2 separate regions of the Homo sapiens genome follow, and region 2 is linked to region 1. Evidence: read pairs that join two places in POLR2A ChIA-PET (ENCODE). Cell type or tissue: MCF 10A. All regions are shown on one strand.

Region 1 (5,000 bases):
TTTCTAAAAGTTTTATAGTTTTATGTCACATATTTGCATCCATGATTTATTTTGAGTTAATTTTTGTATAAAGTGTGAGGTTTAGGTTCATTGGGAGTTGGGGAGCGGGGAGCCGTGGATATGAACATCTAATTGTTCCAGCAGCATTTGTTGAAATGCTATTCTTCATCTATTGAATTGCCTCTGCACGTTTGCTAAAAATTAGTAGGGCATGTTTGCGTAGGCCTACTTGTGTCTTGAGATAATCACAAAAAAAGTAGAGGAAAATGACAAAGCTTTAAAAAGTTAGAGAGATGCTAATAAATATGAAGGACAGATAAAGTCATTCAGCATAAGGAGAGCTGCAGTCCTTGAAAAGATAACATACTGAATGGAATGCCAGAATATGTATTCAAAGAGACTTTCTCTAAAATGAAGGAAGAAGTGAAACTGCAGAATGAAAACATATTATGTTTTTGAAAATTTTGATAAAAATCACAACACAAAAATTACTCAACATTAAGATATAGCCTAGTTAAGTTACTGAACTTCAAGAATAATTTTTTAGGTTTTTAGGCAGATAAAACAGGTCACATTTAAGGGTGGTAAAAAAAGAAAAAATCTGGCTAGCCTCAGACTTCTCCAAAACATTTAACTCAAGAGCATAATGGAGTAATGTTTATAAAATTCTGAGAAAATGAAACTGTGACCCAACAATATTAAATCCAGACAAAAATGTCATTCAAGTATAAAGATAAAAGCAGACATCCTCAAACATGAAAGAATTAAAGGAATATGACATCCATGATTAAAATTTCCAAACAACAAAAATAGCAATGACTCTGCCAGTAAAATCCAGTCAGTGAAGAAATCATTTAAAATAGGCCAGGTGCAGTGGCTCACGCCTGTAATCCCAGCACTTTGGGAGGCTGAGGCGGGAGGATCACTTGAGGTCAGGAGTTCAAGACCAGCCTGGCCAAACTGGTGAAACCCCGTTTCTACTAAAAGTACAAGAAGTAGCCGGGTGTGGTGGTGGGCACCTGTAATCCCAGCTACTTGGGAGGCTGAGGCAAGGGAATTGCTAGAACCCCGGAGGCGGAGGTTGCAGTGAGCTGAGATTGCACCATTGCACTCCAGCCTGGGCAACAAGAGAGAAACTCCGTCTCAAAAAAAAAAAAAAGAAAAAAAGTTATGGATACTGTTGTGGGTGTAGGGCTATTTTGGGAGTAGTCAAATTCTTTGATTTCTTGGCTCTACTCTGGTGCACTTAATTTCTGTAGGCTTTATGTTCTAAGATATTGACTGTAAATAATGACTAATAAATTAATACCATGAAGTATATTAGAATTGAATACAAATTCTTGCTAAAACTTCCTAGGTGCTTCCTGTGATTATACCTACATGTTTTTGTATATATGTATGCATGTTTGTATTTATTTTTGGTTAACACACATTTGTTTTAGAAACATGAGAGAATAACCTTGGTCGTCCTTTATTACATTACATCATGAGTCTTGTGGACTGAACCTGCGAAGCATAGCAGCCGGGTAGGTGGAGGGAGATGAGTCTGGAAAGATAAATGGGAGTCAGATCATGAAGGGCCCCACCTGCCATGCTAAGGACCCTTTACTTTATTGTGACCAAGGGCTCCCTGATGGATTCTTCATAATGGGACTGCCGTAACAGTTTCATTTGTAAAAGATCCTATAGGTAGTAATGTGAAAAAACTGACAATGGGCCTGGAGTAGATTGAAGAGGCAGGAAAGGGGTGTATCAATTGAATGTGGAAGATGGAAAAAGAGAGGAGCTTCTGGGTGGTTTGGAGTTTTGGGCAAATGTAGGTATGATTGGCTGTTTGGCATTGCAAATATGGGAAGAGATTCAGGGGACACAGTGAATTCCCTTTTGGACAAGTTGATATTGAGTTTCCAATGGGGTATTCAAGTGTAGTTTCCTAGTAGTTGATGGTTAAGTGGGCTGGAGCTCAAGAGAAAGGCCTGGGTTGGGCAGACAGGTCTTGAAGTGGAGGGAAAAACCCAGAGGGAGAATGTTCAGTAGAAGAGGCTTAGAGTCCTGGCAAACACCAACTTTTAGGGCAAAATGTAGTGTTTCACAGCACAGTCTTTGGCGTTAACCTATTACTAGCAGGGTAACCTGGGGCAAGTTATTTGACTTCAGTGTCTTAATTGCAAAATAAGCACTATACCATCTACCTGAGTTAGAAAAGCATTTGCAATTTTTAGTTCCTTGAGAGATCTGTGGGCTGGGCGCAGTGGCTCACGCCTGTAATCCTAGCACTTTGGGAGGTGGAGGTGGGTGGATTACCTGAGGTTAGGAGTTCAAAACCAGCCTGACCAATATGGTGAAACCCCATCTCTACTAAAAATACAAAGTAGCCAGGCGTGGTGGCACATGCCTGTAATCCCAGCTACCTGGGAGGCTGAGGCAGGAGAATTGCTTGAACCCAGGAGGCAGAGGTTGCAGTGAGCTGAGATTGCACCACTGCACTCCAGCCTGGGCAACAAGAGTGAAACTCCATCTCAAAAACAAAAACAAAAACAAAAAACAGATCTGTGAATAAAGAGGAGTCCAAGAAGGTGCAGAGGGAACTATGAGGAGGTGGAGCTCTAGAATATATTGAGAAAAGAGAATTTCAAAGAAGCCAACAATGTCAAATCCTCCAACAGGACTGTAACATAAGTCTGTAAAGTGTCCAACTTTTAGCAATTAGTGACCTTACCAAGGGCAATTTCTATGGAATGAGATGAGCCATATTGTAGAGGTTCGAAGAGTGGATAGTGGTCAACACGGATACATCGTTTCCTCCCCTCACGGCATCTGTCTCTCCCACTAGACTTTTCCTTTAAAGGCAGTGACTTATGAATATTATTCCACTGTTTTCAATCAATTCCATCCACCAGTGAGATATATTGCATCAGGTTACCTTTCATTCCACCGCATTTGTGCCTTGCACTTAGTAGGCGATCGATAAAATAACTGATGATAAAGGGGCTTCTGCAGACTCCCCAATTCATTTGGTAAAGACCGCTCAGCATCATGGTCGGGCCCTGATTGCTTTCACAACCGCTTCGAGGAGTGTCATTCCCATCACGGCCACAAGGTGGAGCCCACCTCCCTGCTCTGGGACCTCAGGTCGCGACCCCGGAAGCACATCCTTCATCCTCTACCTTCCTTCTAGCAGAAATGGCGGCTGCGGCGGCTCGAGTGGTGTTGTCATCCGCGGCGCGGCGGCGGCTCTGGGGTTTCAGCGAGAGTCTTCTAATCCGAGGCGCTGCGGGACGGGTGAGCTTCCCTCCAGGCCGGTCCTGTCCTCGAGATCTCGCCAGACCCGGCGCAGCGCACCTGAGAGTCGGCGCCACAGATCCGAACAGTGGGTCGGGCAGGGCCTCCTCGACCCGGACCCGCCGGGCGCCAGGCGGCCTGGGGCTGCTGAACTGGCCGGGGGTGACTGGCTTGTGGCCACCCGCCAGGAGACCTGCTAGTGACGTGTGGGATGACCCTGGTTTTCGGCTCCTCCCGCCAGCTACTGAGGAGTGCATGTTTGACCACTAAAAACGTAGTGCTTGCAAATTGGGGAAAACTAAAAAGTGAAATGGGTACCGCTCCAGAGTTCTATTTTTGCCTAAGACTGAACTTCGTCCTCAGCTGGGCTTCCCGCGAACCTGGACATCAATGAAGTAAAATTTTTTATGTATTTGCATTTTTCTCATGAGAGAGCCTCTGACTTTAAGCAAAGGGATGTGAGACTTTTGTATAAGGGCAAAGAAAAACTGCTGAAAGGCGAATAGTTTCTGGCCGAAAAGCCAGTCATTTGCATTTTGAACATCGACCCATCTTCCTATCCTCTCTCTCTTTTTTTTTTTAACCATTTCCAAACCCTGTTGCTTTTCTTGAACAATGAAAACCCGAGTGTCAGTTTTGTCTTGTGTGTAGGTAGTTTTACATAGTTTCCCTCTCTTTTTTTTTTTCCTGCTTGTTTTCTCCATAATGAATATAAAACATTTCTAGGAGAGGTAGTGAAATAAAGTCAATTTCTCTCTGGGTAATGATAATAATTGCTCATCTTCCCTGAGGGAAGGGCATGTTTATAAACACGTTGCTGGCTTTAGGACAGTGGCTGGTGACAGATGTTTCTAGGCCAGGCAGAGATCTCAGTGGAACCAAAATTCAAGAAGAAAGATTCTTTTATAGAGACAGCCTATTTAAAATAGATTTGGTTTTAAAAGCAACATTTAATATCAGATTAGTAATGTGTTTTGCTTTGTCTCTTCCACTTCCTACCCCCAACCAGTCATTATATTTTGGAGAGAACAGATTAAGAAGTACACAGGCTGCTACCCAAGTTGTTCTGAATGTTCCTGAAACAAGAGTAACATGTTTAGAAAGTGGACTCAGAGTAGCTTCGGAAGACTCTGGGCTCTCAACATGCACAGTAAGTGACTCAGGCAACCTTCTCTAAGTGACCCTTCATTTAGCGTAGCAAATTGTTGATTTTAATCTTTAGCTTTTTCGTTGGCTGGTGGTTCAAAAAGGGTGACAGTTATTTTGCCTTGACAGATTTCCATGAGTTGTGAACCTTTTCTTCCAGTGGTACTTAGTTACAGGGTGCATATGTATCCTGTTGCATTGTCTGCATCTTGTTCTTGTAGCTTATTATTGATTATTTATTTTCAGTAGTATTGATAATAATGAAAGAAATATGTTTGCAGGGCTACTCTGCCAAGTGTTTTTACTGATGTCTTATTTGATAAAAAGCAATTGTTTGTAGTGGGCATCCTCACACCTGTTTTATAGTTAAGGAAGTGAGAGAAGTTAAATGGTTTTGTTCAGGTAACTCAGCTAATACATGACAGAGCCAGGATTTCAACCGAAGTTTTCTGACAGTCTCTGATGTTCTTGATACTACAGTTATTAATTGGCTGGATTAATGAGTTGGGCAAAGAATCCTCATTGAAGGTGGCAGGTAGATACTTGTAGCACCCAGCAGTATCCTGATCGAA
Region 2 (5,000 bases), 79 kb after region 1:
ATTGAAACCCATTAAAACTATAAAAATTCACAAGACCACCATCACACCAGAAAAGGGAAATCTAAAAAAAAAAAAAAACACTAATTTGTCACCATCTAATAAACCAGTTATTTACTTTGAAGTTGATAATTAAATGAAAATAATAAAGCATTCAACCTGCCCTTCTGGTAGAACTGTAGGTAAGGATGACCAAATAGCTCAAGTGGAGAAGGGAAAGCTTAGTTCACATAGAATAACCAACTAACAAACGGAGAAGAAATGAAAGAACTAGACAACCAACTCACAAACTTTAACAAAGTTAATGATTTAGGCAAGAATTACCACCTAATGTTAAAACTCCTGGGTAAATGGTAATTCATTCAATGCCAAAGGAATACCACACAGATAAGTCTGTAGTCACAAAGGGGAAAAATCTAACTGGATGATCAGACTGTCATGCTGATCCAGTAATCAAACTTAGATCAATAGATTAGTTAATGGTAGATCAACTAGATATTACGTTTTCTGAAGTGATGCGATATGAAGCATGTATCTTATCTATGATATAATCTAGCACAAAATGTTTTAACTTGAACCTATAAAGGCTTTAGATATAACTTCCAGATTGCAGGTAGTACAGGCAATATAAAAACAAGTTAAACAACACCATGAAAAAGAAACTAGGCAAATTCACAAGACAGGATTCTACAGGACCGCTGCCCCAGTCTCTTTAACAAGTCAATGTCATAAAAAAGGAACTGTGCTAGATTAAAATAGATGTAAGGGACTTTAAAGGACATGACCAGTTGCAATGTAAGGTCATAGAATGAATATCAGTTTGCACAAACCAACTGCAAATCTGGGGACAATTGGGGAAATTTAAATATGGTCTAAGATCAAAAATGTGCTGGAATGAGAAAGTGGAGATTGTTGATTAAAGAAAAATCGGTTATAAAACACTATAGATGTGGTCTTACTTTGGTTAAAAATGTAAATGTATATGTATGGAAAAAGATCTGGAAGGATATTAACAGTGGTAATCTCTGAGTGGTGGAAATATGTTTTATGTTCTTATTTTTGCTTGTCTACTTTTTTAAAATGTCCTCAATGCATTTATACTGCTTCTATAATAAATAAAAGGTTATTTTAAAACAAGAACTTCTAGAAAATTGCAGTTCCTGTCTTCTGTTAGATAACTGATTATAGACAGTCTGTAGACCAACAAGTACAAAAACAAAGAACCACTACTTATCTGTAGATCAACAAGTACAAAAACAAAGAACCACTATGTAATATCTTATTTGTGGGTAAAATACTTGACTGAAATAAATTTTTCGATGCTTAGCTTACAAAGATAATACTAGAATGTAGCAGAAATGTCTCTCCATAATAAATGCAGGCAACAGGCCAATTTATCTTTGAAGTATTCAATTAAAAAAACACAAGTACAATACATCTTGCTAGGCGTCATTCACCCTCCAAATCAAGCCTGGACTACTAGTATTCACCCTTAGAAAAAAAAATCTAGCGTCTAGTATTTAAAACGTGTAAATTATGAACTTCATGAGAGGCTTATAACCCCATCCTAGGGTGAGGTCCTCATCTATGCCTCAGGAGTGGCAGGAGTGGCATTGGGCTCCAAGTCCTCCTGGGAAGGGGGAGCCGAGGCTTCCTGTTCAGCAAGTGCCTCTCTAAGTTGGCTGCCTAAAACTGCATCATGAATGCTGTGGAACAGCAGCTCCCATAGGGCAGGATTTTCAAAAAATCTATTCCGAGTGAGGTCATTCACAACTTGTGCTATTAAAAGAAGAAAAGAAAATTAGTCCACACTCTGGATATCAGTCTTCAACAATTAAAAAAAAGTAACACTTCCATATAGTGTTTTTTTTTTTGTTATTGTTTTTTGTTTCTTTTTTTTTTTTGAGACAGAGTCTCACTCTGTCACCCAGGCTGGAGAGTAGTGGTGTGATCTCAGCTCACTGCAACCTCCAACTCCTGCGTTCAAGCACATATAGTTTAAATATTAAAATGCTATAGTAAAAGTTTCACTCCAATTCATGTCTCCACCCTTCATAACCTCAATCCCAGGAAACTACTTTCTTGTGTGTTCTTCCAGGATTTCTCTATGTAAATATAAATAAATATAAGTATGTATTCTTATTTCCCACTTTTCTTATCCCCAAAACAGCATATTTTATATATTTGGGGATAAGAAAAGTGGGGAAAAAATATATACACAAACACACACACACACACACATATATACACACATATATAAATATATATATACACACACATATATATACATATATATATAAAATGCTGTTTTGGGGATAAGAAAAGTGGGAAATATATAGATTAATGTTATATATATATATAAACTATATATAGATAATTCTGAACCCTTTTTGCTTAATTTTTTTACCACTACATCGTATTCTATTGTATAGATGTCCCTAGTTTATTTAACTAGTCCCTTTTGTTTGGTACTTGAGTTTTTTGTTTTATAACAATGCTGTGATGATCAACGACATACAAGTGTCATTTTGAACATATGCAGCATATTGCTGGATTTTCTGTGTTGAAAGGTAAATGCACTTATAATTTTGAAAGCTAATGTTAGTCTGCCCTCCATAGGGGCTGTTGCATTTTGTGCTCCCGTCAGTAATGTCTGAGAGAGCCTGTTTTCCCATCATATGCCTATGGAGCATGGTGTCATTTATTTTTGATTTTTGGCAATCTTACAGGTGAAAAGTAGCATCTTTATGAAGATTTCATTTTCAAGCACTTTTTAAAATTATTATTATTTTTTCTTTTAAATAAAGATGGGATCTCACTATGTTGCTTAGGCTGGTCTTGAACTCTTAGGCTCAAGCGATCCTCCTACCTTGGCCTCCCAAAGTGTTGGGATTATAGGTGTGAGCCACCACACCCAGCCTCAGGCACTGTTTTACTTTTTTTTTTTCCTTTTCTTTTTTGAGACGGAGTCTTACTCTGTCACCCAGCCTGGAGAGCAGTGGTGCAATCTCGGCTCACTGCAACCTCCGCCTCCTGGGTTCAAGCGATTCTCCTGCCTCAGCCTTCCGAGTAGCTGGGACTAAAGTCATGCGCCACCAAGCCGGGCTAATTTTTTGTATTTTTAGTAGAGATGGGGTTTCACCGTGTTAGCCAAGATGGTCTCGATCTTCTGACCTCAGGTGATCCGCCTGCCTCAGCCTCCCAAAGTGCTGGGATTACAGGTGTGAGCCACCACGCCGGGCTCCTTTTCTAAAAAATCATTTTCTTTCTTTTTTTTTTGGAAACAAGGTCTCATTCTGTTGCCCAGGCTGGAGTGTAGTGGCGTGATGTTGGCTCACTGCAACTTCTGCCTCCCAGATTCAAGACATCCTCCCACCTCAGCCTCCCGAGTAGCTGGGATTACAGGCATGCGCCACCATGTCTGGCTAATTTTTGTATTTTTAGTAGAGATGGGGTTTTGCCATGTTGCCCAGGCTGGTCTTGAACTCCTAGGCTCAGGCAATCCATCTGCCTTGGCCTCCCGAAGTGCTGGGATTACAGGTGTGAGTCACAACACCCGGCCTCAAGCACTGTTTTAACCAAAATGTAATATAAAACAAAAATAGCAGGCAAAGTATTCCCAAATGATTGGATAGAGAAACAAGCAACCTGAATGATTATATGTAACTGTTTATGGCAGCCATTAGATAATTGCTACTGTGGTCATGTATATATTATAATTACTATATTTATAGCAGCCATTAATATTATAATAAATGATGGCTTATTGGCTCCTTTCCTCCAACTCCAGTTCAGGAGGGTTGTCACAAGTAACTTGTAATATGAATGCCTCCATGTGGCTAATTTCAAAGCTGGCTTTAGAGTGATTTTTCAGAAGAACAATTTTCATTTTTATAAAATAATTAAAATTAAGGACATTTCCAAGTGCAATTATTTAAATAAGAGAAACAAAACTAAAATATTAAGCTTCACCCCATCTTAGAGGTATACTCACCACTGCATCCTGCTAAGTATACATATATACCGACGTCTCCATATTCTTTTACAATCTGTAATAATGTTGAAATAAAATTTAGTTTCTCTTTACTCTGTGCCAGATGAAAGTCTCTTTTTACCAATGTTTTTCGTGATAGAAGACACTCTAATTCATTCACTTGAGCTACTTTGCTTCAATAATGATGTATTTTTGAGCTAATCAGTTAAAAATAATTTTGTATCTCTTTTGCTTTTTATGTGGACAGTGATAATTAGGGGTAGCAAAAATACTGTTAAATCTTACTTAAGTACAATAAAACTATTATATTAACTTAAAGGATATTATAATTTCAAAATAAAAAACGATTTTTTTTAGAGACAGCATCTCACTAGTTTACTCATGCTGGTCTTGAACTCCTGAGCTCAGCAATCCTCCTGCTTCAGCCTCCTGAGTAGCCTAGCATATTACAGTAATGTTTTCTAAAACGAATCTTCTTGTAGCAATACACATTAAAATATTTACAGATGATGTTATGACTGGGATGTGTTTCAAAATAAAACAAGAGAAAGTGAATGTCAGCTATAAAGGAAACCAGATTGACCATAAATTGATCATTGTTGAAGCTGAGTGATAGTTCACGGGGGTTCAATATACTAAAATCTTTACTTCTATATATTTTTGAAATTTTCCATAATCAAAAGGGGATAAATCTTTTGTTGAAAAGAGAGCCTAGCCCACCTCCCTGATTATGCTGATAGTACGACACCAGGCATAGAGGTATTAAATGACTCGTTCAAGAGGATGCTTACCCCTGCCAGAGTTTTCACTCCAACAGAATCAATAAAATTGACTTGAGTGAAATCCAAAATGACAGTGTGGACGTTATCCCCTGGGGGCATAAATCTTTGCATTTCCTCAGGAAATGTGCTTTTGATCACTATTGGGGGATATTTTACTTCACCATCCTCTTCTTCAGGCTTGGTAGCATCCTCTCCATCTACTTCTGCATCCTGTGTCAAAAATTAAA

The links. ChIA-PET counts read pairs that join two places held together with the same protein. Peaks named below come from ENCODE experiments on the same cell type or tissue, not always from the same donor. Only the 100,000 strongest peaks of a DNase experiment are listed, where the experiment ranks them.
Region 2: POLR2A ChIA-PET joins it to region 1 with 6 read pairs; 3 of 35 experiments call an interaction of 5 or more read pairs at or near these places.

What each region holds. Positions count from the first base shown.
Region 1 is chr7:103,294,277-103,299,276 of GRCh38, forward strand. PMPCB (peptidase, mitochondrial processing subunit beta) reads left to right here and starts at 3,159. Exons shown (of 13, transcript NM_004279.3): 1 at 3,159-3,282; 2 at 4,292-4,432. The coding sequence starts at 3,184. RefSeq lists enhancers at 2,954-3,013, 3,114-3,413. In MCF 10A, a CTCF peak has its summit at 3,087 (motif pointing right); a DNase peak (open chromatin) is centred at 3,125.
Region 2 is chr7:103,372,817-103,377,816 of GRCh38, forward strand. SLC26A5 (solute carrier family 26 member 5) reads right to left here. Exons shown (of 20, transcript NM_198999.3): 18 at 4,783-4,983; 19 at 3,992-4,046; 20 at 1,391-1,776. The coding sequence ends at 1,583. Among named protein-coding and RNA genes, the nearest start is that of PSMC2, 28 kb to the left of the region's middle. In MCF 10A, no CTCF peak of the experiment used is centred here; no DNase peak of the experiment used is centred here.